2 separate regions of the Homo sapiens genome follow, and region 2 is linked to region 1. Evidence: read pairs that join two places in POLR2A ChIA-PET (ENCODE). Cell type or tissue: OCI-LY7. All regions are shown on one strand. Each heading gives the region's core, and the rest is flanking DNA. Links, peaks and the distances in the headings are about the cores only.

Region 1 (2,922 bases), core at 230-2,729:
TTCAGATTCTAGATTTGCTCAGTGATGCTGAGTTTCATAGCTATACATTGTAAATTAAGAAATACACACACATTGAGAATTTAATGTGTTATTTTGTGAAAATCTGAGAAGCAGGAATGGGATTTAATGATCTCAACTGTCATCCATCTGAAAAACCTAACTTGTGATTTTAAATAAGATGGCATACTGCCTTCCACTATTCCCTTTTAAAAACAGGAAATGTCCCTGCTTTTATCTTTATGAAGTTTTATTTATGAATAAAGTTTGTACTATTTAAAAAAAAAAGAAATACACAAATCTTTATTGAAACAATTACAGTGAAAACTTGGGTATATCAAAACTCATTGAATGGTACACTTAAGATTTGTGTATTTCATTCTATGTAAATTTTACCTCAGAGAGAAAAATAAGCATTGCAATCTTTGCTGAAGTCTTTAAGGGTGAAGTGTACTAATGCTGGCCACTGCCATTTAATTTGAAATGAATGAAAAATACGTGAACTGATGGATAGATGGGTAGACATGTGATAAAGCAAATACAGCAAACTGTCAACATATGTAGGATCTAGGTGGTGGGCACGATTCTTTCAAACTTTCTGTATGTTTGAAGCTTTTCGTAGTAAAATGTAAGGGGAAAAACTTTTAAGACATACTCAGCCTACTTTAACACTGAGAACTTTTTAGTCTAAACATTTGACTGTTTATTTTTCTGTCCTCCTTTTGGTTTATTTTTACTTGGTCAACCTTTTTATGAGACTTCCACTCTCGTAATGAGATTATTCTAGACTCAAAGCTTTTATTGACCTTAAAAGCATATTTCTCTTTAAAGAAATAGAAACATTTTTTAAACAGTTGACATATTTATGCTTTTTTTGACTATTATTTCATAATAGTAGCAGAAAACTTTTGAAAAACTTGTTTGTACTGGTGAGATTATTTGAAAAAGTAGAAGTATTCAAAGTTAAAATGTGCAGGCCAGTCATGGTGGCTCATGCCTTGCCAGCACTTTGAGAGGCTGGGGTGGGAGGATTGCTTGAGGCCAGGAGATTGAGATCAGCCTGCACAACATAGTGAGATCCCATCTCTATTTAAAAAAAAAAAAAGTATGATTATAAACCTGATTTTTAGATACAAACTTTATTGCCAAATGAATTATGAAAACAAAATACTATTCTGAAGGCAGGGCATTATAGTATCTAATAAGTTCATGAATGTGGAAGTTTGGACCAAGGGCTAGGAAAAAACCTTATATGGTAAATCAAATTGAGATTAAAGAGAGAACAGAAATTAGGCATCACGCCTGTAATCCCAGCACTTTGGGAGGCCAAGGCGGGTGGATCACGAGGTCAGGAGTTTGAGACCATCCTGGCTAACACGGTGAAACCCCCTCTCTACTAAAAATACAAAAAAAAAATTAGCCAGGTGTGGTGGCGGGTGCCCGTAGTCCCAGCTACTCGGGAGGCTGAGGCAGGAGAATGGCATGAACCCAGGAGGCGGAGCTTGCAGTGAGCCGAGATCACACCACCGCCCTCCAGCCTGGGCGACAGAGTGAGACTCTGTCTCAAAAAAAAAAAAAAAAAAAGAAATTGGACATCACCTCATTACCAAATGCAAATCATTCTGATGCATTGCTGAGGATAAAACATGATTTTGTGGGTGGGGGACAGTCTATTATGGAAGGAACACTGAATTAGGAGTGAGACCTGGGTTCTAGGATTTGATCTTCTGCTTATTGCCTGTGGCCCTTGGAAAGGTTATTTAACCCTACTGAGCCTCTGGTTTTTCAAATATAAAAACACTTGCTGACCAAGCATGGTGGCTCAATGCCTATAATCCCAGCACTTTGGGAGGCTGAGGCGGGAGGATTGCTTGAGCCCAGGAATTTGAGAATAGCCTGGGCAACAGAGAGAGACCCCCAACTCTACAAAAAACTTTTTAAAAAATTAGCCAGGCATGGTAGCGTGCCTGTAGTCCCACCTGTTTGGAAGGCTGAGGTGGAAGGATTGCTCAAGCCCAGAAGGTCGAGGCTGCAGTGAGCCAGGATCACGCCACTACACTCCAGCCTAGGCAACAGAGCAAGATCCTGTCTCAAAACAAAAAAAACACTTGCCTGCAGAGACAGGGTTATTGTGGAATCACATAAGGTAGTAAGTATAAAAGCACTTTGGAAATTATAAGCTGTTAATACAAATATAAGTATTAAAATAATTTCAAATGTGGCTTTAAGGAAACAGTACTATAAAAGAAATTGTTTTCTGTGGTTAAGTCTTTCTCATACTTTGTTTTCAATTCTTCAGAATTTACTCAGAAAAAAATCATTTTAATCAGGCCATTTTATGAAGTGTCTTGGTACAAAGGACTCTGCAAAGTACACCCCAGAATACAGAGGTAAATAGGATACCTACAGTCCTGCCGTTAAATCAACTGCCCTCTGAGGTGAACTTGTGTACTTTTTATTGATTGATTTTGTTTTCAAGATAGTTACAAGTTTATTCAGAGGTTTTATAGGAAAAACAGCCTTTTTAGTCTTTGAGAAAAATAGTTATTTTATATGTGACAGTATTGATCTTCAAAATGAAAACTAGTAACATCTTAATTAGCATGTGCTGCATGTGTTATATTAATAATCACTACTGCCTCGGGGTTTAAAATCTAAAACAAATAGCAATGGAGAAGCCCGAGAAGTGTCTTTGTGTCTATTTATATCTTATAATGAATTGAAACACCATGGGATTTTTAGATGGTTGGTACTGAACTACAGATATCAATTATACACACATCTATCCAACCAAGAATGTGTTCTGTGGTTCTGTTTGTCATACCCAAAGAAAGAAATAACGGAACTAGAACAGGTGTTAATGGAAGGTGTTAAAATAATCAAGGGTGAAGACAGATTTTGAGGTTAAGCCAAAAATATGTATTT
Region 2 (2,922 bases), core at 192-2,691, 56 kb before region 1:
TACAGAGAGAAAGTTGATACGGAGCTAAGAGATATCTGCAATGATGTACTGTTTCTTTTGGAAAAGTTCTTGATCCCCAGTGCTTCACAAGCAGAGAGCAAAGTCTTCTCTTTGAAAATGAAAGGAGATTACTACCATTACTTGGCAGAGGTTGCCACTGGTGATGACAAGAAAGGGATTGTGGATCAGTCACAACAAGCATACCAAGAAGCTTTTGAAATCAGCAAAAAGGAAATGCAACCAACACATCCTATCAGACCAGGTCTGGCCCTTAACTTCTCTGTGTTCTATTATGAGATTCTGAACTCCCCAGAGAAAGCCTGCTCTCTTGCAAAGACAGCTTTTGATGAAGCCATTGCTGAACTTGATACATTAATTGAAGAGTCATACAAAGACAGCATGCTAATAATGCAATTACTGAGAGACAACTTGACATTGTGGACATCAGATACCCAAGGAGACGAAGCTGAAGCAGGAGAAGGAGGGGAAAATTAACCGGCCTTCCAACTTTTGTGTGCCTCATTCTAAAATTTACACAGTAGACCATTTGTCATCCATGCTGTCCCACAAAGTTTTTTATTTACGATTTATGACAGGTTTATGTTACTTCTATTTGAATTTCTATGTTTCCCATGTGGTTTTCATGTTTAATATTAGGGGAGTAGAGCCAGTTAACATTTAGGGAGTTACCTGTTTTCATCTTGAGGTGGCCAATATGGGGATGTGGAATTTTTATACAAGTTATAAATGTTTGGCATAGTACTTTTGGTACATTGTGGCTTCACAAGGGCCAGGGTAAAACTGCTTCCCTGTCCAAGCAAAGAAAACTGCCTACATATTGGTTTGTCCTGGTGGGGAATAAAAGGGATCATTGGTTCCAGTCACAGGTGTAGTAATTGTGGGTACTTTAAGGTTTGGAGCACTTACAAGGCTGTGGTAGAAACATACCCCATGGATACCACATATTAAACCATGTATATCTGTGGAATACTCAATCTCAATGTGCACACCTTTGACTACAACTGCAGAAGTGTTCCTTTAGACAAAGTTGTGACCCATTTTACTCTGGATAAGGGCAGAAACGGTTCACATTCCATTATTTGTAAAGTTACCTGCTGTTAGCTTTCATTATTTTTGCTACACTCATTTTATTTGTATCTAAATGTTTTAGGCAACCTAAGAACAAATGTAAAAGTAAAGATGCAGGAAAAATGAATTGCTTGGTATTCATTACTTCATCTGTATCAAGCACAGCAGTAAAACAAAAACCCATGTATTTAACTTTTTTTTTTTAGGTTTTTTGCTTTTGTGATTTTTTTTTTGATACTTGCCTAACATGCATGTGCTGTATAACAATCCAAGCATAATTGTTAAGAACACATGTATTAAATTCATGTAAGTGGAATAAAAGTTTTATGAATGGACTTTTCAACTACTTTCTCTACAGCTTTTCATGTAAATTAGTCTTTTGGTTCTGAAACTTCTCTAAAGGAAATTGTACATTTTTTGAAATTTATTCCTTATTCCCTCTTGGCAGCTAATGGGCTTTTACCAAGTTTAAACACAAAATTTATCATAACAACAAAAATACTACTAATATAACTACTGTTTCCATGTCCCGTGATCCCCTCTCTTCCTCCCCACCCTGAAAAAAATGAGTTCCAATTTTTTTGGGAGAGGGGAGATTGATTAGAAAAAAATGTAATATGTTCCATTTAAAATTTTGGCGTATGGCATTTTCTAACTTAGGAAGCCACAATGTTCTTGGCCCGTCATGACATTGGGTAGCATTAACTATAAGTTTTGTGCTTCCAAATCACTTTTTGGTTTTTAAGAATTTCTTGATACTCTTATAGTCTGCCTTCAATTTTGATCCTTTATTCTATTTGTCAGGTGCACAAGATTACCTTCCTTTTTTAGCCTTCTGTCTTGTCACCAACCATTCCTACTTGGTGGCCATGTACTTGGAAAAAGGCCGCATGACCTTTCTGGCTCCACTCAGTGTCTAAGGCACCCTGCTTCCTTTGCTTGCATCCCACAGACTATTTCCCTCATCCTATTTACTGCAGCAAATCTCTCCTTAGTTGATGAGATTGTGTTTATCTCCCTTTAAAACCCTGCCTATCCTGAATGGTTTGTCATTGTCTGCCTTTAAAATCCTTCCTCTTTCTTCCTCCTCTGTTCTCTAAATAATGATGGGGCTAAGTTATACCCAAAGCTCACTTTACAAAATATTTCCTCAGTACTTTGCAGAAAACACCAAACAAAAATGCCATTTTAAAAGAGGTATATTTTTTCTTTTAGAATGTAAGCTCCTCAAGAGCAGGGACAATGTTTTCTGTATGTTCTGTTGTGCCTAGTACACTGTAAATGCTCAATAAATATTGATGATGGGAGGCAAAAAAAAAAAAAAAAAAAAAAACACCCAGAGTTCTCACCACAGTTTCAAGGCCCTACACCTTTGATCATCCCTCAGATCACATTTCCCACCGCTCTGCCCCTTGCTCTCATGCCTTTCCAGACACACTGGGCTTCCTTCTTCTTCTCCAAACAACCCTCCTTATTCCTGTGGGCCTTTGTATTGGCTGTTCTTCTCATCTGGAACTTGCTTCCATGTGGCTTGCTTTTTCACTTCGTTCTGGTCTCTGTTCAGATATTACCCATTAGAGAGGCCTTCTCTGACCCCAACTAAAATAGCAATTCCCTAGTCCCCATCCCTATAACACCTCCTTACCAGCTTAATTTTACTTCCTAACAAGTAATACTACCTGGCTTTACATTCTGTTAATTTGCATTTATGGCTCTATTTGCTTTCTTAAATTCAACTCTTTAGGCCAGGCACAGTGGCTCATGCCTGTAATCTGGGCACTTTGGGAGGCCAAGGTGAGAGGATCACTTGAGACCAGGAGTTCAAGACCAGCC

Evidence for each region. Peaks named below come from ENCODE experiments on the same cell type or tissue, not always from the same donor. Only the 100,000 strongest peaks of a DNase experiment are listed, where the experiment ranks them.
Region 2: POLR2A ChIA-PET joins it to region 1 with 17 read pairs; 2 of 35 experiments call an interaction of 5 or more read pairs at or near these places.

The regions. Positions count from the first base shown.
Region 1 is chrX:41,617,485-41,620,406 of GRCh38, reverse strand. All of the region lies in intron 11 of CASK (calcium/calmodulin dependent serine protein kinase), which reads left to right. Among named protein-coding and RNA genes, the nearest start is that of GPR34, 70 kb to the left of the region's middle. In OCI-LY7, for the core only: no CTCF peak of the experiment used is centred there; no DNase peak of the experiment used is centred there.
Region 2 is chrX:41,673,330-41,676,251 of GRCh38, reverse strand. All of the region lies in intron 5 of CASK (calcium/calmodulin dependent serine protein kinase), which reads left to right. It also overlaps the pseudogene YWHAZP10. Among named protein-coding and RNA genes, the nearest start is that of GPR34, 14 kb to the left of the region's middle. In OCI-LY7, for the core only: no CTCF peak of the experiment used is centred there; no DNase peak of the experiment used is centred there.